Linked DNA regions of Homo sapiens: region 1 is linked to region 2. A link is a loop called in an ENCODE intact Hi-C map of the cell type or tissue named here. Cell type or tissue: gastrocnemius medialis. All regions are shown on one strand. Links, peaks and the distances in the headings refer to the core of each region. The heading gives the core; the rest is flanking DNA. Region 1 holds the start of UCP3 (uncoupling protein 3). Region 2 overlaps C2CD3 (C2 domain containing 3 centriole elongation regulator).

Region 1 (10,859 bases), core at 1,102-9,101, 62 kb after region 2:
CCTATCAGGCCCCCACTTCTTCCCCAGGGCCTTGCTCTCAGCCAGCTGTCTGGGATGGCTTTCCTGTATAGCTTTGAGCTCCTTCAGCACAGGAGCCTGACATGGAGTAAGAAAAAAGAAAGAAAAATGAGTTAGAGGAGTCCAGAGGACCATGATACCATAGCCCACAGGTTTAAGTACCTTAAAGGCGGAATTAGTGATGCCCTGTCAGCCAGAGTCAGAGAGATCAAAGTTTGGTAGCCAAGCAGTAGGTAGGTGCTTTATGTCACCTGGCAACTCCAGGAGCTCCAAAGGGCCAAACAGAGAGTGTATTATTCACCGCCATCTCCCTGAGAGTTGGATATGTTCCCAGCATCACACATGGGACTAAACCCAGAGGACAAATGACTTGTCTAAAGCCATGCAACAGGAGAAGGGATGAGGATTCAAACCTATCCTGGAGGTGACGCTGCCTCCTTCTCCAGAGGCACAGAAAGAGTCAGGGCTGGGGTTCACGTCCCAGCTCTGCTACTCAGAGCTGTGGGACCTTGAGTTTATTCCACCTGAATGTAGTTTCCTTATCCACGACATGGGGAGAATGATATACCCCCCATATGGGGTTGAGGTAAGGGTCAAGCAAGATAAGGTACGTAAAGCGCTTTGTAAACCAGGCAGCTCTACATAAATATTAACCAAAGGACCAAAAGATGAGAGAAACCAGCGTCATCCATTGGTGGTGCCATATCCTCAGTGGTAACCTAGCTGACTTCTTCCTCTCCAGGACAAGAGCGAAGCCACCAGGGGAGCTCTCTCCCAAAGGCCTTGTCGCCCCAGACCTAACTCGCTCCCCCTCAACCTGCCTGAGGAAGAAACTCTCAGGATTGCACGGATATTTTCTTCTCAGTACTCCCAGAAAGACTGACGCAGCCTGAGGGGCTGGGGGGAAGGAGACACCTGCCCACCCTCCGTCAGCTTTGTCCAGCTTGCAGGAGGCACCAGGTCTGGCTCCTTCAGGGCTGTCACAGTCCTGAAACCACCACTTGCCTAGGCCACGGATGCCTCAAGAGACCCGGTCAGCCCAGACTGGAGGAGTGCCCCAAACCAGTCCAGTGTCCACTTGCCAGAATTTCAGCTCCTTTTTTCTGTGGTGAGGCAAAGGCTAGAAATAAAATGGAATCCGCGCCCAAGTGGGACCCAAGCAGGCATCTTTCGGTGGAGAAACGCCCCCCAGTGTCCTTGACACAGCTGACTGCTGGCATGAGCCCACCCTCTGCCTGAAGATGCAGGACCATTTTTGCCTTAAAAGTTGGGGAGGAGGGACATGTAGATTGTGTGCATTGTGCATAGTCAAGGAAATCCTAGGGCCACCTCCAGTTCATTTGTGTGGGAACAAGGATATTTTATAGATACAAATTATTTTTATGCTGTGTTGAATTAATCAATTAGGAGAGGAAGGGGAAATCACTTCCTTCAAACTTTTTATCTGATTGTCTAAAATTCTAACCATGCTTTTAACTTATTATTTTTACCCAGCTCTGAAGGTCATTGTTCTTGCCTGTGTTTGAATAAAATCATATTGGTGTTTGTAATCTGTGCACAAGTGTTTCGCTGGAGTGGGGATGCTAGGAATTCGTGTGTGCCCTAACTGCCAGAGAGAAAGATTAACAACCATACACCCCACGCAGACGAAGATCAATCACCATGAGACTTCTGGCTCCTCCAGAATCAGGTTGGTCCAGATGACAGTGACACCCAGTATTTCCTTTGCTGATGCTTGAAATCCATCAGACAAAGCCCCGTGGGGAGGACAAGAAAAGGGCCATGGATGGGTGCAGTGGCTCACACCTGTAATCCAAACACTTTGGGAAGCCGAGGCAGGCAGATCACCTGAGGTCAGGAGTTTGAGACTACCCTGGCCAACCTGGCAAAACCCCGTCTCTACTAAAAAAAAAAAAAATACAAAAATTAGCTGGGCGTGGTGCACGCCTGTAGTCCTAGCTACTCAGGAGGCTGAGGCAGGAGAATCACTTGAACCCAAGAGGTGGAGGTTGCAGTGAACCGAGACCACGCCACTGCACTCCAGCCTGGACAACAGAGCAAGACTCCGTATCACAAAAAAAAAAAAAAAAAATGGGGTCGCGGGAGCCAAATGTGCAGAGTGAGCAGTGTGGCTGGGCAACAGGCTTTCACCCCCAAGTACATGTCACTTCACTCAGTCCTCAAAACAGCTCTCTAACTCTAGATATTATGATATCTAGAGTTTCTGTAAGTTCAGTGTTTTGCCTCTGTTTGTGTAGTTAGGAAGTGATTAACCACACAAGAAATCCCAGAGGTATTGCAAGGCTACTGCTTTCAGTAATCAAAACAAGGTACAGCCAATAAGTGCTCTGAATTTAGGGACTTCATGGAGAAAGACCATGTGGGCTGGGGCAGTCAGGGAAGGCTTCCTAGAAGAGACAGGTCTTGGGGTGAGCACAGAGAATTGGCCCAGGCTGTGGACAGCTATAGAGAGAGAGCCAGGAAAGCCTGTGAGCAGTGTGCAGCTGGAGATAGAGACCAGTCTCACTGCGTCTGAGCCTCTGTGGCCTCGTCTGTAAAACAGAGATAATCACCCCAGCTTCATGGGGTTGTGAGGAAGATCAAATGAGATGACATTTGTGAAAGTGCTTCGCCTACTTTTGGCACATGGTGGAAGCTTAGGAAATGTCAGCCCCACCCACTCTCCTGACTTTCGGGAGCAAACCAGTAGAGAGGCAAGCATGCAGCCACTGGGGCAGGCAGAGCACTCCTGGGCCTCAGAGGGTGCAAAATGATGCGGGAACCTCAAGGAAGGAGTGGGTGCTGCCTTCTTGGTGACAAGCCCTCCCGCTTCTATTTATCTCTGCTCCGACGCCTGCCAGCCCACCCCTCCCCAGCACCACAGAGGCCAGCCTCCCTCTCAAGTCACCAGCACAGAGCATTCAAGGCCCAGGGCCCCACTTCCCTTGGGGCCCAGGGGACCTAAAGAGGGGCAGTCAGGGCCCAGGCCTGAGGGGGAAAGCCCCAGGTAAAGAATATTCCTCCAAATCCCACTCCAGCTCCCGCAGACAACCTGATCGGGGTCAGGAGGACACACTCCTACCCCAGGCTGAGAGCAGCCTCTGATAACACAAAAGGACCCTGAGGGTGGAGACCTCCCACCTCCACTTCAAAACAGTGTGTTATTTATCAATATCTTATCCCCGGAAGTTGAATCTATCTCCCAGTGCCAACTCCGAGATAAATGACTTGACCAGGCGTGTGGCATGGATTAAGGCATGAGATAGGTGTTCCCACCACCAGAACGAGCCAGTGGCTGCCTCTCTTCCCTTTGAGCCCTCCCTCCACAGAGACCTGTGAATAGGTGTTTCTGATCCCTAGGCTGGTTGCATCCCAACCCAGAGCAGGCAGCCTTCGGACTTCTAGCATGGGCTGGCCTCAGGACATGGAGCCAAAGCAGGCAGACCTGGCCCTGCCCTCAAGCTCCCAAGCTAAAGAGAGCCTGGCCCTCCCTCCCACTAGGTTTCTCCAGAGCCTGCTGCCTCCTGGTTTGGGCTTCTACTCTATTCTTCCCCCACAGACTCCCTGCAATTTACTGCATCACCTCTAGACTAGCAATTACAGATGGAGCTCAGAACCTACTTCCTGAGCCTTCCTAATCTCAGCAGCCCTGACAGCCACTTCCCTCTTAACACTAATGCAGCTGCTTATTCTGCTGACATTAAGGTCAGGGCCTGGTCCAAGGAAGAGGACAGGTACAGCCCAAGCTTTGCACTTGAACATCCATGCTTCTGACCACCTGCCCTGTGACGCTGGCTCTGTGCCCCAGTCCAGAAAAGACTTCTGCCTACTCCTCCTCTGCCCTACCCAGTTAACTCCCTTTCCTTCCCTCCCTTCTGCTTCTCACTCCTCCCCTCCCTTCTCTTCTTCTTCTCCCCTTCCCCCATCACCTGGGGCCCGATTCAGCTGTGCCCAGCCCTTACTCTGAGTGCCCACAGATGGAGCCTCCAGTAGCTTCTGTGGGGCACCCTTCCACCAGGTCCCAGCTCCCTTGGCTCCAGCAGTGTCCATGCTAAAGCCTCCAAGTGTCATGTTGGAGAGAATGGTGGTCACAGTAGATAAGCCCAAAATGCCTTACAGTTTACAGGCTGGAGTCAGGCCCCGCCACGTGCTGGCTACATGACTTCCCTGAGATTCCATTTCCTCCTCAGTAAAATAAGTGGTAAGATTTTAGGATCCCCAGCACTAAAAAGAAACGAAATACTGATACAGGCTCCAACATGGATGAATTTTGAAAGCATTACTATACTAAGTGAAAGAAGCCAGTCACAAACAAGCACATATTGGATGATTCCATTTCTAGGAAGTGTTCAGAACAGGCAAATTTATAGAGACAGAAAGTAGATTGATTAGTGGTTGCCTGAGGCTGGGGAGCGGGGGAAGGGAGGTGACTACCAATGTGTATGGAGTTTTTCCAGGGTGAGAGGGTGATGAAAATGTTCTAAAATAGATTGTGTTGATGGTTGTGCCACTCAGAATATACTAAAAACCATTTGAATTGTGCACTTGAAACAGATGAATTGTACGGTATGTGAATTCTATATCAATAAATCTGTAATTTAAAAAAAAAAAATTAGGTCGGGTGCAGTGGCTCACACCTATAATCCCAGCACTTTGCCAGACTGAGGCAGGAGGATCACTTAAGCCCAGGAGTTCAAGACCAGCCTGGGGAACACAGCAAGACCTCGTCTCTACTAAAAAATTTTAAATTACAAAAAAAAAAAGTAAAAAAAATAGAATCCTAATAGTACCTATCTCATAGGATTGTGGAAAATAGTAGTAATGTATGTAAAATATTTAGCACATAGTAGGCACAAAGAAATGACATTATTATTAAGAGACCTGGGAGAGCTGTGCCCAGCCTATCGTGGGAGGCCTTGACCTTTGGACTCAAAAGTGGCAGCAGGTCCACCCCCCCATACACCCTTGTCACCAAGGAAGCGTCCACAGCTTAAAGGAGCTATATTAAAGCACCCCAAGTCAAGAGGACTGAACCAGATCTGGAACTCACTCACCTCCCCTCTCACCTCACTGCCCTCACCAGCCAGCCTCTTGTCAAGTGATCAGGCTGTCAACCAACTTCTCTAGGATAAGGTTTCAGGTCAGCCCGTGTGTATAAGACCAGTGCCAAGCCAGAAGCAGCAGAGACAACAGTGAATGACAAGGAGGGGCCATCCAATCCCTGCTGCCACCTCCTGGGATGGAGCCCTAGGGAGCCCCTGTGCTGCCCCTGCCGTGGCAGGACTCACAGGTAAGACCCCTTTCTCCTCCCTCATCCCTTCCCCTCTCCCTCTCCCTTCTCCTTGTTCTCCCTTTCATTGGAGGCTTTCAGAGAGCAGCCCCGAGCAGTCAGGGCTCACTAGCTGCAGCTTGTCAGACCTGATAGAGATTCAGTCCAGCCGCCACCTTATGAAAAGGGAGCTGTGGCCTTGATGAGGGTACTGTGGCAGGGCTGGGGCTTGAACCCAACACCCGTGTCACTCACTCAAGACTCACACCCCCTTTGCCTTGCTGGCTGCCTCTGGTGGGATTTTGCAAATCCCCATAGACAGGAAGTGGCTTTCTTCTTTGCCTGCCCCAGAATCTCTGCGATTCCTCCAGAGCATAAATCCCTCTCTTTCCATGAGGACCCTGGGGCCCTCTTCCTGAGTAGGGATGACAGGGGCACTTCTGACCTGAGGCGTGGTCCAGGTCATTTGCTGGGAGCTTTACAGAGCCCATGGTCTCTGCCCAGACGGCTTCTTCAGTGGGCTGCTGTGAAGGCTTTGCCGGGAGGGTGGGTTGGAGTTGGGGAGGCAACTGGTGTTGGGTAGGATGTCTCAAAATGGGGTCCTCTTCCCCTGCTTCAGAGCTACCACAGGGAGTTTTCCTAATGCAGATTCCTAGGCCCCACCCCAGACCTAAATCAGGATCTCTGGGGCTGAGAGCTGAGAATCTGCTCTGTAAACAAGCAGCTCAAGGGATCCTTGGCTCTCCCTGAAGTCTGAGACTCTCTGGGCAGTGAAACAGGCGCAGCTTCAGATGTCAGACAAACGTGGGCACCAATCTCAGCTCCAGCACTTCAGCTGTATGACTAGCAAAAGCCCTGGAAGCCTCAGGTCCCTGGTTTACGAAATGAGAATAATAATAGCAACTACTTGTAGCCTTATGAAGGGATCAAATCAGTCAGTGTCTGTAAAGCCCTCAGCACGGTATCTGGTGCAAGAAGCAACCAGCAAACATTAATGGACCATGCTGACTAGAACATCCCATCCCTCAGGAGCCCCAGCAGAGCTACAGTAATGAGGGTTCCACTTTTGACTTCTTCCTCCACTGGCCAGTGGCAAAAGGCTGCCGGCTGCTAGGGGTCTAGGAGAGTCTGGAGTGAATTGGGAAGAAGATTGGGGAGTGCTGGCCTCAAGGCACCTCCTACCTGTGCCCACCACTGTGGCTTTCCCTCCTCCCGCAGCTTGACTACTGAAAGTTCTAGAGCCCCAAGGTGGGCTTTTGACCTGAGTCTGTGTCCATCCATTCCATTTTCCATGAGTGGCTAAGAACTGCCCCTCTTGTCAAGTGATCACGCTGAGGCCAAGAGTTCAAGACCAGAATAGGCAACATAGAGAGACCCCCATCTCTACAAAAAATAAAAAATTAGCTGGGTATGGTGATGCACACCTGTAGTCCCAGCTACTCGGGAGGCTGAAGGTGGGAGGGTCACTTGAGTCCAAGAGGTCAAGGCTGCAGTGAGCCTGGATTGCACCACTGCACTCCAGCCCAGGTAACAGAGTGAGACCCTGTCTCAAAAAAAAAAAGGAGGCAGTTTGATATTGGGGAGAACAGATGCCTGAGCCTCGGTTTCCTCATGTATACAGTGCAGGTACCACTATCAGCTCTGCCTACCCCTGGTAAGGAGGGGAGGGAGAGGGTCAGGAGGAGGATTGCAAAATTCAAGGGATAGGAACGTGACCTGTTTTTATAGGCCAAATTCATGCAGCTTAAGTATGGCACCACCCAGGCTTCTCCCTTTCTAAAGCCCCTCCTGGGTAAGGAAGAGTTCCTGGGAGCCAGGCCAGACATCACTCCATCAGCCTTCTCTGGCCTGTCTCCTGCAGCCCCACCGCTGCACTGAAGCCCAGGGCTGTGGAGCAGCCTCTCTCCTTGGACCTCCTCTCGGCCCTAAAGGGACTGGGCAGAGCCTTCCAGGACTATGGTTGGACTGAAGCCTTCAGACGTGCCTCCCACCATGGCTGTGAAGTTCCTGGGGGCAGGCACAGCAGCCTGTTTTGCTGACCTCGTTACCTTTCCACTGGACACAGCCAAGGTCCGCCTGCAGGTAGGTGCCCTTTGGCCAAGGGTCATTGATCACATGGAAGGAGGGGCTAGTTCTCTCCCATATCCCCCATGACGTGTGCCCACATGCCCTTCCTCAGAACCCTGACAAAGACTCTCACTCCACTGCTTAGGACCCTTCCTTGCCTCCTCCCATCACCATCCACCAGGACAAAAAAATCTAAATTCTTTGCATGATGTGACAGGGCCCTTTATGGGCTAGGCCCTACTTTGTAAAGCATGCAGTGTGAGGTAAAAGTAAGGAATTAACTGTGTGACCTTGGGCAAGCCACGAAGCACTTATAAAATGGGAAAAACAATCTGTCCCTCTGATTTACTCTGAGGATCAAACACCAAGCCATGTGTATAATACTGCTTTGTGAATGGTAAAATGCTGCGCAGACACCAGTGATTTCTACTGTGACCAGCATGGTTGTTCTCAGGCCCAGCCCAGGCAGGCCCAGCCCCAGCAGGGTTCCTGTGCACGCAGCCCCTTCTTGCCTTCCCATCTGAGTCCTCACCCCCTGCTATTGTCCCTCAGATCCAGGGGGAGAACCAGGCGGTCCAGACGGCCCGGCTCGTGCAGTACCGTGGCGTGCTGGGCACCATCCTGACCATGGTGCGGACTGAGGGTCCCTGCAGCCCCTACAATGGGCTGGTGGCCGGCCTGCAGCGCCAGATGAGCTTCGCCTCCATCCGCATCGGCCTCTATGACTCCGTCAAGCAGGTGTACACCCCCAAAGGCGCGGACAGTGAGTGACCAGGTCCCTGAACACCAAAGGGGTGGCTGAAAGTGTGTGGGTCAAGAGACCAGGGAAGTCTAGACTCAGAGGCAGAGCCAGGGGCGGGGGGAAGCTGGTACCGGACGCTTATGAGGAGGCTCTGAGTGGACATCAAGGAAGCTGCAGGGGCAGCCCCGCAGAGAACAGCATGTCCCAGAATGCTGCTTAGTAGGGGACACTGGCCCACTCTCTCTGCCCCTCCCAGACTCCAGCCTCACTACCCGGATTTTGGCCGGCTGCACCACAGGAGCCATGGCGGTGACCTGTGCCCAGCCCACAGATGTGGTGAAGGTCCGATTTCAGGCCAGCATACACCTCGGGCCATCCAGGAGCGACAGAAAATACAGCGGGACTATGGACGCCTACAGAACCATCGCCAGGGAGGAAGGAGTCAGGGGCCTGTGGAAAGGTAGGTCTGGACTCTGGACGCAGGCGGTCTTAGGCAGAGCTTTCCCTCCCCTCAGGCTGGGGCAGGGACCCCAGTAAGGAGGGGACTCCCAGCATGGCGTGTTCCAGTGATTCTGAAAGAACATCACAACCAAAGATACTTCACTGACCTGCCACAGCCCCTCAAACTCAGTTCATTTTACCAGCCCTTTGCCATGTGCAGGTTGATGTGAGGGAGCCAGAAATGAACTTAAGACACCTTCACACGCCCAGGGCATGAGGACAGCAGAGGAGATAAGATGCAGCTACACCACAGGCAGGATGTGGTAGGGGTTGCCCCAGAGGTGGAGCTCCAGAGGCGGGCTCTGCAGAGAAGGTGACACCTAAGCTGGGCCTGGAAGACTGAACAGGCTCTAGGTGTGTGGAGACGGAAGGGGAGGGGCCCTCAAGCAGGGTCCGGAGGAAAAAGAGGAGCATCAGAAAAGCACAGCTGTGAGGAGTGGGCGCAGGGAGATGCAACGAGGAAGCGCTTCCTTGGGAGCAAAGCTGGAGGGCTCCCTATGTGTCCACATGGCAGCCACTGCGATGAATGCAGGACTCTCTCCGCATGTGAACCAGAGGTTGCAGGAACGTTTGCAGAAGAAACTGACCCAGTGAAGTTTAAGGGCAGGACACCTCTTAAGTTGGGGCTCTTCACTCACTTGTTGGGCACCCTTCAGAGCTTGTCCCCTTACCTGTGAAACCAGGGGTTTGATCCTGACAGTTTCCTAGGGCCCTGCTGGCACCACATTCTGTCACTGTTCCAAGAGCTCAGCCTCTCGCTGAATGACTTTCTTTTCTGGCTGCAGCTGGGTCTCCAGGAAGCATATTTTAATTTTGACAGCTATTGCAGATCACCCTCCAAATGTGGCCAAATGAACACAAGTGGGCCTCTCTGTTCTCTGTCTCTGAGGAAAACATGGATAATCTGAGAGTTGTTAACCCTAGAAAGGAAAATGTGGAATCTGCTCAGCTGGGGTGGGATCCTCTGGCTGAGACCATTGGAATGGGGCACTATGGCCCCAAAACTGGGGCCTGTGGCCTTGCAGCCAGGGCATCCATTTCTCCCATTTCCCATTCCTCCCTCCCCACCCATTTCACATCCCTCCCCACCGCCTTCCTAACAGGAACTTTGCCCAACATCATGAGGAATGCTATCGTCAACTGTGCTGAGGTGGTGACCTACGACATCCTCAAGGAGAAGCTGCTGGACTACCACCTGCTCACTGGTGAGGCCCTGGGCTCCAGGCAGGCAGCTCTCCCTCAGCAGGGAGGGAACCCAGAACTCCGTGGAGTGGGCACCACCCAGAGGCAACTGGGTTTTAGAAGGAGCAGAGAGAGAAGCAGTGCCTAGTAAAAAGTGCCAGGTACATTGTGGTGACAAGCAGGAAAGACCCCTGGGCTGGGAGGCTGGAGACTTGGGTTCCAGTCCCAGCACCACCTCTCACTATATAGCTTTAAGCAGGGGTCTCTCACCTTCTCCGACTTCAGTTTCCTCAAACAGCCTGCATGACCTCCCACCTCTGGGTCAGCCCAGGCCTAGTTTGCCAGTACTTACCAAGAGCTTAGCCCAGGGCACTGTGAGAGATATGGAAAATACTGTCCTATGCTCAGGGAGTTCACGGTTGAGTTGGGGACAAACAGTGCATACATATGGACAGAACACAAATGCACTCCTTGATATTTGCTTGTCCTTCCTCTGCAGACAACTTCCCCTGCCACTTTGTCTCTGCCTTTGGAGCCGGCTTCTGTGCCACAGTGGTGGCCTCCCCGGTGGACGTGGTGAAGACCCGGTATATGAACTCACCTCCAGGCCAGTACTTCAGCCCCCTCGACTGTATGATAAAGATGGTGGCCCAGGAGGGCCCCACAGCCTTCTACAAGGGGTGAGCCTCCTCCTGCCTCCAGCACTCCCTCCCAGAGAACAGGGGCTTCTTTCTTTTCGAATGTGGCTACCGTGGGTCAACCTGGGATGTAGCGGTGAAGAGTACAGATGTAAATGCCACAAAGAAGAAGTTTAAAAAACCATGCAAGTAAAAGAAAAAAAGTGAACCATACCTGATGGGGAGGGTTAGGGAAGCCTGACTGAGAACAAACACTCCAGGAATAGGTAAAAGTACTGCCTGTCTCCAGAGGAAGTTAGCAATCCTGAGACCTCCTGGACCTCCTGCCATGGCCATTGAGCACCACACTGACCATGGCCAGTGCCTTCCTCACTGTCTCCACACGCTCCACGTTTTCTTGCACTTACTGCTCCCTCTGCGTGGAATGCCTCATCATCTACAG
Region 2 (10,859 bases), core at 910-8,909:
TTAAACTAAAGTTTATAAAGACAGGCTTTTAGCTTCATTCTGCTGAAGAAAGTAGGTTTAGGACACTGAATATAGATCTAAGTATAGGAACTCAAGCACAAATACTTCTTTTTATTGAGTGCTACCAAAGGTAGTATTTAGCTTTTCAGATCATCCGTTTCTCTCATACTTCTCCATATCCCTCTTGTCTGAGCTTTTTATCCTCTTGTGCAAGGGTCTTATACAAGGCATGTCATTTGATGTGTTTGTTGAATGCGTCAAGCCATCCATCCAACCTTACTTCCATGTTTTATTCATTTTCCTGAGGATAAGGATTTAACTGTGTTGCTTTTGGGTGTCTTCCCACCTGTAATGACCTGCCCTTATTTTCCTTTGATAATCATAATAATTTACACATTGCTTTGAGAAGAAAACTGGTTATCTAAAACAGGAAAGGTTTCATATTATTGCCATCTATGAATCAGTTAACTCCATTTTCCTGAATTGAAGTGAATCTAATGAAGCAAACTTTGAGATTCAGAAGGAACTATTAGTTCCTTCTGTTTTATAAATCTCATTTTAATATTCAGCAAGTTAGTAAAATTCAAGTCTCTGGGCTTAAATCTGCCACTTACTGCCAGAGTGATGTTGGCAGTTTATTTAACTCCTCTGAGATTCTGGCTTATGAAAAACACTCAACAAATATTAACTCCGTTGTATTTATTTCTGGTCTCCTGCTAACCTCCTACTTCCCCCCACCCCCCCCCAAAATATCGCCCGAACCCTAGTGAAACATAGCTAAATTGAGTGTCAAGACAGCCTCCTGATAGGGAGAAGGTCGAAAAACAGGAGCCCATGAGACACGAGGAAGAGAAAATAGACCACTCTTGATTTCATCAAATCTTAGACTTCTCTAAGTCTTGTTGCCTCTCAGCGCATGAATCCCTTCCACAACAGCTCTGCCTGGTAGTCATTTGGCTTTGGCTTTAAATCAGAGATCTTACTATTTTCATTACTTTTGTTTGTTTGTTTTATTTTGTTTTGTTTTTTGAGACAGAGTCTTGCTCTGTCACCCAGGCTGGAGTGCAGTGGCGCAGTCATGGCTCACTGCATCCTCAACCTCCTGGGCTCAGGTGATCCTCCCACCTTAGCCTCCTGAGTAGCTGGGACTGCAGACACACACCACCATGCTCAGCTAATTTTTGTGTTTTTTGTAGAGATAGGGTTTTACCATGTTGCCCAAACTCTTGAACTCCTGGACTCAAGCAATTTGCCCACTTCAGTCTCCCAACGTGCTGGGATTACAGGTGTGAGCCACCACACTCAGCCTACTTTTCATTATTGAAGATAGTTAGGGCAGGGTAAAAGTTTTCATGTTTTCTACCAGCTTCATAGTTTCTTTTGCAAATTGCTGTATTGGGGTTTGTAGACCTTTCAAAGGAGAAAGGACCACAGCACCCTCAGTGAGTATTTCCTCCAAGCTTGGTCTTGGTTCCTGCTTGACTAGCCTTATTCTTCTCCATCTTCTTTTAGGTGTGTATCCTCTGTTTGGACGAAATGCTTCCAACCTCTCAGGAGCTGCCTTGCGAGTTCATGTGGTTCTTTCCTCTCTTTCCTCACACCTTGAGCCCACTCATGAGCTGGACTCCATGGACTGCAGCAGCCACAGTGAGTCTGAGCAGCTCCCCAGAAGGAATGATGAGGTCCAGCTCTCTCCACCAGAAGTCATCTCCTGCCACCAGAAGTCTCCTGCCTCCACCCAGGTCCCCTGCAGCAGCACCACAGCTGAAGTCCGCCTGACGCAGGAGGGCCCTGCTGATTTGGATGGAACGTTTGCAGTCAGCATCCTAGTAGAAAGAGCAATGCACTTGAGCTTGAAAGGTATGCTCTCCTCACCTACCCAGGAGCATGTCTAACTCTTCAGGGTGTGCTCCTTTCTTCACAAATCTTTCAAATCATGGCAGGATCTGTTAATTATCTCAACTGATAAATATTTATTTCTCAAGCCTAAAGGTTTAAGCAACATGAAAGCTTTTCTGAACTTGTTGCATATCGTAAATTCCCCAGTCCAGCCACCTGAGTCTCAACCTAGATAGATACTTCTCTTTTCCTTATCCACTGTCAAATCATCGGATCCCTAACTTGTTCTTTATTAAATTTCTCAGATTTCTTCCTTCTGCATTCCTGCCAACTCAGGCCTTCCTAATGCACCTAGGGCCAGGTGTTTTTAACATTGGGTCCTTAAACATCCAAGGGATCCGTGAAAAGTTCAAACTCCGGGTTAGTGGCCTTGGATAGGAAAATAATTACATCTTTATTTTTAGCAACCTCTAGCTAAAATTTAACATATTTCCTCTCATTATGAATATAGGCAGTAGATCCTAGTAATAGTACCTGTGATATTGTCAACAATAGAAATCACAGGTATTTCCATATCACATCATTATTGCAGATATCTTAGAATATCACTTATAACTATGATTTCTTTGAAATTACAATAGTTAGGGGGGTTTTTTTGTTTGTTTTGATTTTTTTTTTTTTTTTTTTGAAACAAAGTCTTGCTCTGTCGCCCAGGCTGCAGTGCAGTGGCACGATTTCGGCTCACTGCAACCTCCACCTCCCAGCTTCAAGCAATTCTCCTGCCTCAGCCTCCTGAGTAGCTGGGATTACAGGCTTGTGCCACCACTCCTGGCTAATTTTTGTATTTTTAGTAGAGATGTGTTTTCACCATGTTGGACAGGCTGATCTCGAACTCCTGACCGCAAGTGATCCACCCACCTCAGCCTCTCAAAGTGCTGGGAGTACAGACGTGAGCCACTGTGCCAGACCTACAGTAGTTATTACCTATAGTTAGACCTTGTTACTAAAGCACATATATTACTATATCACAAAGTTCTTTTAGTTTTGATAACTCTATGTAAATATAATTGGATTTCTCTGTAATCCTATGTGTTTTACATTATGCATTTTAAAGAAACACTGTTAAAAGAAGAGGCCCATAGACCTTGCCAGATTGCCAGAGTCCATGGCACAAAGAATTCCTGCCCTACCTTTATTCAGCATTGTAATCTCCTAAAATTTCCCCTTTGCCGTCACCCTTCTCTTTTGCCTGGCTACTTCCAGCTCCTCTCTTCAGACCCAGCTCAGGCATCACCATTTCCTGGAGGGCTTTCCCAATATAAAGGCCCCCTTCTATTTGCTCCCCTGGCACTTTGCCCCTGTATCATATCATATGTCACACAGTACTGCAGTTGTTTCCATGGTTTTCTTTTCAACTAGATATGAACTGTTCAAAAGCAAAGACCTCATCTCATTTGTTCATTCATCATGCATTCATTTATTTTACAACAAAACTTACTGTATTTGCTACATGCTAAGCCCTGTCCTTGGTGCCAGGGATAAAACAGTAAAAAAAAAGGACAGACAAAAATTGTGCCCTGTGGAGATTACATTCTAGTAGGAATATATTTATCCCTGTGTCCCTAGCCAATAAATTGTATGTGTACATATGTGTGACTTTGAGCAAGGTATTCTTTCTCTCTGTCTTGAATTTCTCATCTGTAAATGGCTGTGATTAACAATGTTCAGATGTGTGGTGTCTATGAGAGCCAGTCAACCATGGCCTTATGAATCCAGAAAGTTTCAATATACATCATTTGATTCAGATTTGACCTCTCTGTTTGGCTCCTGTCATCTCTGTTTTGGTGTCTCTCAAACTGTGTCATGTGTCCTTACTACTTTAGAACAGAAACAAAACCTGTGCTCATAGTAACTATTATTTATCTCTCATTCCTACTCCTCCCCGTTTATACTACCAACAGCCATTACTCCTGGGATTATAAGCTTCCATAATGATCCTTGATGTTCTCATCCATTTCAGCCATTGTGTATCAGAAACCTTGAAACATTCTATATCAGGACAAAGTCTTCTTCAAGTGCAGTGTGAATCACAAAATTGAACAATTTTTACTTGTTTTTAAAGAAAAAAAAATTTTCTGCCCCACCAAAGCAGCCATTTTTGACAAATTTTTTTTAAAGACCAAAAAAATCAATAGATGAATGAGTTTAAGGAAAGTATTAAAAAGCTTCTTTTATTTTTGGAAAGTTTTTTTTTGTAGTTGCATTGAAAATAAAATTTAATATACAAAAGATATGGTATATGTTACATTTTAGGAGAATTCCCATATTGTTAAAAAAAAGCAAAATATACTTACAAATTTTCAATGAGACAGTGAATTACAGTTTTATAATATCACTTGGCAAAATTTTATAATAATTTATTGAGCATCATCTGCTGTGTGCTGAGTTCTATTCTAGTCTTTGTACATTAATTATGGGTTAGGTATCCCAAATCCAAAAGCACCAACTTGGTGCTCAAAGGAAATGCTCATAGGAATATATCAGGTTTCAGATTTTCAGATTTGGCATACTGAATAAGTATAATGCAGATATTACAAAATCTGAAATACCTCTTGCCCCAAGCATTTCAGATCAGGGTTATTCCCTGTATCCCCTTTAATCCTTGCCACGAGCAGGATTATAGTTTGAAGAGATTACAATACATAATCATTTCACAAATGAGGAGACCGAAGTTCAAAAAGGTAAAATGACCTGAAGTTACATAGTTAATGCGCTCTGCAGAACCAGATGGGCAGGTCTATACTCAAAGAGACAATGGGCAGATCTCTATACTATAGGTCTACACTCTATGCTCAGCACAGTGCCTGACTGACACATAAATGTCTGTGGGAGGAAGGACTGCATGGGCTTATCACTGCAGGGTGGAAATCAGGATACAACAGTGACGTCTGGAAAGTCAGATGTCTACCCTATGCTTGCCTTGACCTGGCTAAACAGAAAGAGGCTAAATAACAAGTGATTTACAGGTCTGCAACTCTTGCCAGAAATGTGAGAGGCGTTATGTCTCATATTCATAAAACAGGAGGACATTATGTTTGCTTTGCTGCATCATGAAGATCACAGTGCTGGGATAAACAAACAACACACAGTCCCTGTCCCCAAGGAACAGCCTAATGGAGAGACATGTTAACATTTTTAGTACAGAGGAATAAACGATATGAAAGAGGAAAGCTGTGGGGAGGTGGATGTGGTAGTATAGGAAAACTTTGAGAACACAGAGGGCATTTTTTTGCTAATGGGGTGGTCAGGGCAGGCTTCCAAGTATTGGTGTCACTTTAGCCTACTCTTGAAGGAGGAGGAGCAAGTTTGCTGAATGAAAGAGGAAAAAGGCATTCTAATGAGAAGAAACAGCATGCTCAAAAGCTTGGTAGTATGAGAGAATGGGACATTGGCCAAAAAAAGGTCATTAAATGTGAGTAAAAAGTAGTGAGAAATGGGGCTGGAAAGACTAATTAGGCTACATAGGCAGCATTTTGTATGCTACATGACTGACACTGCAGGTGAGATGAAACCAACAAAATCTTAATCTGTGGAGAGGCAAGGTCATATTTGTTGACCAGACATGAAATCTTGGTGGCAGTATGAAAAAGATACTGGAGAATACCGAAAGCAGCAATCACTGAGAGGGCCGTCACATTAGTTCAAGTTCTGAAGCCTAAACAAGCAAGGTGGCAGCAAGAATGGAGAACAGGCGACAGAAACTTTCTGGTAGGAGACCATGATTCTACACTCTGTACTTCTGACTTTCCTCTTGCCTTAATAGTGTTCTCAGAGTGTCTGTCCTTTTTATGCCTTGGAAGCTCTTTCTTAAGGAAGGAAATGAGTGGTTCCTTCATGCAAACCTTTATGCAGAGGATTCACAAACAGCCCCAAATTAGGAGCTTTGCCTTCAGCAAAGCTGAGTTCTGAAGCAGCTCTGAAATGGTCTGTGGTCACCACTGTAGTCCTGGTTCTGAAAATAAAAGAACTTCTTGGATACTTATGTTAGAAAAAGCTCTGAGGAACCTTCGGTTAAGATCAGCTTCAATACTCTTAAGGTTTGTATACTTATATTAGACAAAACAGGTATTTCTAGCCCTGTTTTACAAATGAGACAAATAAGGAACAGAGAGGTAAAATGATTTGAAGTAGCATAAGTTATACTCAGTAAAAAGTAAAATCAGCTTCAATATTATCAACTTTTAGAGGCATTCTTTAGCCCATCAAGGCAGAGTTCAGGACACCTCTGGGTTCCCATGTGCTTTTAGCATAGTCTTTATCTTATTGGGTTGTAATTATCTGTCTGTGTTTGTCTCCCGCAGATCAAGAATCAAATCTGACTCACCTTGTACAGGTGTGACACAGAGGAGGTGTCAGCTAATGTTAGCTTAATACACCTGCTGGGCTAAGTTTTTATTAACATAAAAAATTGGACATTGCTTAAGGGGGAAGTTTCCATCCATTCACTCCAGGCCAAAGGGAGAGCACTTCTCTTAACCAGATGGAGATAATTAGAATGATTGCAATGGAAAAAAATCTAAAGTACGAGTCAGGAAACCGTGGTTCTTCTCAATGCTAGTTAACCAGGTATGTGATGAGCAAGCCACTTCTCTGTTCCTTGGTTGCCTTATTTTTATAATAGGGATAGAGATGCCTATCTTATGCGATTTTCAGAGACGTTATCAGCACAACTTTAGTGTGTAAGAAAACAGTGTGCAAGCTGTAACGCATTATCTAAATATGAGAAGTTGTTATTTTAATCTCACTGAAACAATTACACCTTTCTTGATGCATAAAATTCTTAAATGGCATAACTGGTTCACCTCAGGTCTTCTTAATGTGTGTCCCAACCCTGTGGGGGGTATAGCAGCCTTCTTTTGGGCTGCTTCCAAAAGTATTTCAGAACTTGACCTTTTTCAGAATGTAAACAGGCCCAGATGAATTTCCACCTACAAGAGGAGAGCCAGAGAAACCTGATAGACCTGCTCTCCCAAGCTGATTTCTTTTTCACCCACCTGTTTGGCTAAAAGGAATGTGTCTGTTCAAGACTAAATAAGGAACTATCTTCTTCCAAAGTCAAAATAGTTTTGTTTCAAGGCCTTTAGCAAATAGCAGCTTTAAAAATAAACTGGAGGATGGCCGGACGCAGTGGCTTATGCCTGTAATCCCAGCACTTTGGGAGGCTGAGGCAGACAGATCACTTGAGGTCAGGAGTTCAAAACCAGCCTGGCCAACATGGTGAAACCCTTTCTCTACTAAAAATACAAAAATTAGCTGAGCGCAAGCCTGCAATTCCAGCTACTCAGGAGGCTGAGGCAGGAGAATCACTTGAACCCAGGAGGTGGAGGTTGCAGTGAGCCGAGATCGTGCCTCTGCACTCCAGCCTGGGCGACAGAGTGAGTGAGACTCCGTCTCAAAAAATAAATAAATAAATAAATAAACCAGAGGGATGGGGGTAGTGCCATGAGAGATGTGAGCAAGGTTGATATATATCTAGAATTAGAATTTTACTGTGGAAGGTGGTTTGAGAGCACTTATTTCTGATGAGAAAACCGAGGCCCAGTTAGCCAGAATGAAGTGGTGTATCCAATATGTCACACTAAAGCAATGGCAGACTACATTGGAACCTAGGTGTCCTGCCTCTGGGAACAGTGATTGGTCCTCTCTGCTGATCTTCCTCAGAGCTTTCTTGAGAAGATGTTGCTATCTTCTGTGGGTATGTACTGCAAGCAGACAAGGCAACTCCTCTCTCTAACCCTGGGCAACTATCTGTAGACAAAGGGCAGTGGGAAGTCAGCAAACATTTAATAAGGGCCTTGGGAATACTCTGTGCATTCAAAGAGCTCTCAGTCTAGTGAGGGAAACACAGATTATTATACAATATGTGAGAGCTGCTGTGGTAGAGCCAGGTTATCTCTTCCTAATTGTGAGGATTTATGACATTTTATTGGAAGAAATTAGTTGAAGCTTAAGACCGAAAAAGGAAAATGGGAGAAAGAATGAGAGATGAAAGCTATATCAGGCAGAGGAAATGGAACCCACTCCAGCCATTTTAAGCAGAGAGGAGTTTAATATAGAATATTAAGGTACTTTAAGTCATTAGAAGGGCTAGAGGAGTGAGCTCTAGGCTAAACTTCTAGGAGGGAACCACTAAATCTTTTAAGTTCAGAATACAGTGCCAAAACTGAAATCTAAGAATCAGAAGCTCTCGTCATAGCCATTGCCACAGGGCCTCTCTGCACCCAGGGACCAAATGCTAGATCAAAAAACACAATGTCTCTACATCATCATCCTTGTTATTAGCAAAAGCAGAAGGAAAAGAAAGATGTCCTCTGCTTCCCGCCTGCCTTCCAGATCTTTTGTGAGGGCATCTGATTGGTAGAGGCCAATTTGCATCCATACCCTAGCTGCAAAAGAGTCCGAGAAATGTAGCTTTTAATGCTTCCAATCTGTACAATAAAGGAGTACAATGCAATAAAAGTAGGTGGGGGTGGATGCTCAGCAAGTCAATCCGCATAAATACTGTTCAGTTTCACTAAAATAAAACTTTTAAGAAGATAGCTCACTGGGTACTATTAGTGATATTTTATACATTTACATTAGTAATATGAATACTATTTTATTGATTTCCATTAACTGATTTTTTGCCTACTACCATTAAATTAGAATTACCTTTCCCTGTTCTTTCAAAAATATGCTGTAACTCCTACTGCTTCCCTTGACTAGCCTTAAAAAATTTTTTTCTTTAATATGCTTGTAAACTGGTTTGGCCAAGTTGTAGCCAGTGATTATTTTGTTTTGTTGTTTTGCTCCTCATATAGTTCTCTATATCTTTAATGCTTTCCCGGTTCTAAGGCTCCTCTGCCTTTTTCCAGGTTCAGCCTTTTTCCAGGTCCTGCTTTGTTGGCAACTTGTACATGCCTCAGTTCTCTCCTGCTTTGTGGACGCCACTAGATCTTCCTTCCAAGGCTAGCATTTCTCTTCAGTTCTCCTTCCCAAGCTTCCTCACAAAATCTCCATTCTCTTTTCTCTTCCCATCACCCAGTTTCTTTCTTTATTATTTCCAGTACAAATGACTGAAAAAGTAATGTCATCTGGTCTGGTTTTGTGCCCTGGGTGCTAGAAGTCACAAGATTAAATAATAGCATGTCAATTTTTTAACCAATATTTGGGAACAGAAATGCTGTTTTTCATTTATACATTTCAGATACAAATATGGTTGTATTATGGAATATAATATAAAACCTTCATGAATTTCTAAAATGAAAGACAAGCCTACTAGTAGATGTTATGCTTATTGTAGTTGTTTTAAGGCAACAGGGACCCCTACACTTCAGAGTTTAATGTTTACTCTTCTCTGAGTTTAATGTTTACTCTTCTCTGAATCATTGTTACTTTGGTGGGAAAGTTTGAAAAGAATTTGGTCTATGACATGGTGCTGTAAATTCTTCTACTTGTGGACTAATTTTGGTGACCATCTTTCTGTCTCTGCAGTCTCTTAAGCAGATTGACTATGATGCATGTCACATTCAAGTTTAATTGTGTAATAAAACAGTTTTCTTTCTGTTCAAAAAAAAAAAGAATTGGTCTAATGGAAATTCTTTACGTTGAGGAAAACATATCAAAGCAAAGCTGTAGCTACTTTTCTTTCCCTGAAAGAAATTTTAAGTTGGAAGCTCTAACTGGGGTTATAAAGTTCAGTGATTGCACCTAGAGAGGCTTGTCAGAGTAGATGGAACTAGAACCTGTCTTTTAAAGACTACTTGTTAAATGTTTTTTTTTCTTTCTTTCTTTCTTTTTGACTTTTTTTTTATACTTTAAGTTCTAGGGTACATGTGCACAACGTGCAGGTTTGTTACATATGTGTGCAGATTTGTTACATATGTATACATGTGCCATGTTGGTGTGCTGCACCCATTAACTCGTCATTTACATTAGGTATATCTCCTAACACTATCCCTCCCCCCTCCTGTGTCCAAGTGTTCTCATTGTTCAAGTCCCACCTATGAGTGAGAACATGTGGTGTTTGGTTTTCTGTCCTTGAGATAGTTTGCTCAGAATGATGGTTTCTAGCTTCATCCATGTACCTACAAAGGACACGAACTCATCCTTTCTTATGGCTTCATAGTATTCCATGGTGTATCTGTGCCACATTTTCTATTTTATTTTTTATTATACTTTAAGTTCTAGGGTACATGTGCACAACGTGCAGGTTTGTTACATATGTATACATGTGCCATGTTGGTGTGCTGCACCCGTTAACTTATCATTTACTTTGGGTATATCTCCTAATGCTATCCCTCCCCCCTCCCCCCACCCCACGACAGGCCCTGGTGTGTGATGTTCCCCTTCCTGTGTCCAAGTGTTCTCATTGTTCAATTCCCACCTATGAGTGAAAACATGCGGTGTTTGGTTTTTTTGTTCTTGGGATAGTTTGCTGAGAATGATGGTTTCCAGCTTCATCCATGTCCTTACAAAGGACATGAACTCATCCTTTTTTATGGCTGCATAGTATTCCATGGTGTGTATGTGCCACATTTTCTTAATCCAGTCTATCATTGATGGACATGTGGGTTGGTTCCAAGTCTTTGCTATTGTGAATAGTGCCACAATAAACATACGTGTGCATGTGTCTTTATAGCAGCATGATTTATAATTCTTTGGGTATATACCCAGTAATAGGATGGCTGGGTCAAATGGTATTTCTAGTTCTAGATCCTTGAGGAATCGCCACACTGTCTTCCACAATAGTTGAACTAGTTTATAGTCCCACCAACAGTGTAAAAGTGTTCCAGTTTCTCCACACCCTCCCCAGCACCTGTTGTTTCCTGACTTTTTAATGATCGCCATTCTAACTGGTGTGAGATGGTATCTCACTGTGGTTTTGATTTGCATTTCTCTGACGGCCAGTGATGATGAGTTTTTTTCATGTGTCTGTTGGCTGCATAAATGTCTTCTTTTGAGAAGTGTCTGTTCATATC

What was found. Hi-C counts contacts between places; a loop is a spot of excess contacts. Peaks named below come from ENCODE experiments on the same cell type or tissue, not always from the same donor. Only the 100,000 strongest peaks of a DNase experiment are listed, where the experiment ranks them.
Region 1: it touches region 2 in a loop (8-fold over the local background); 4 of 110 quality-filtered maps call a loop at or near these places.

Annotation. Positions count from the first base shown.
Region 1 is chr11:74,003,427-74,014,285 of GRCh38, reverse strand. It overlaps UCP3 (uncoupling protein 3), which reads left to right and starts at 5,201. Exons shown (of 7, transcript NM_003356.4): 1 at 5,201-5,308; 2 at 7,149-7,369; 3 at 7,907-8,117; 4 at 8,353-8,556; 5 at 9,701-9,802; 6 at 10,279-10,459. The coding sequence starts at 7,244. C2CD3 (C2 domain containing 3 centriole elongation regulator) reads left to right here. Exons shown (of 33, transcript NM_001286577.2): 33 at 761-1,568. The coding sequence ends at 901. RefSeq lists enhancers at 2,231-2,380, 4,953-5,592, 9,072-10,271 and a silencer at 5,726-5,906. In gastrocnemius medialis, for the core only: no CTCF peak of the experiment used is centred there; DNase peaks (open chromatin) are centred at 2,605, 3,782, 5,145 and 6,085; H3K4me3 peaks cover 3,346 bases; H3K27ac peaks cover 8,000 bases.
Region 2 is chr11:74,065,254-74,076,112 of GRCh38, reverse strand. It overlaps C2CD3 (C2 domain containing 3 centriole elongation regulator), which reads left to right. Exons shown (of 33, transcript NM_001286577.2): 24 at 1,513-1,860. Among named protein-coding and RNA genes, the nearest start is that of UCP3, 62 kb to the right of the region's middle. RefSeq lists an enhancer at 3,473-3,542. In gastrocnemius medialis, for the core only: no CTCF peak of the experiment used is centred there; a DNase peak (open chromatin) is centred at 4,792; H3K4me3 peaks cover 2,255 bases; H3K27ac peaks cover 6,133 bases.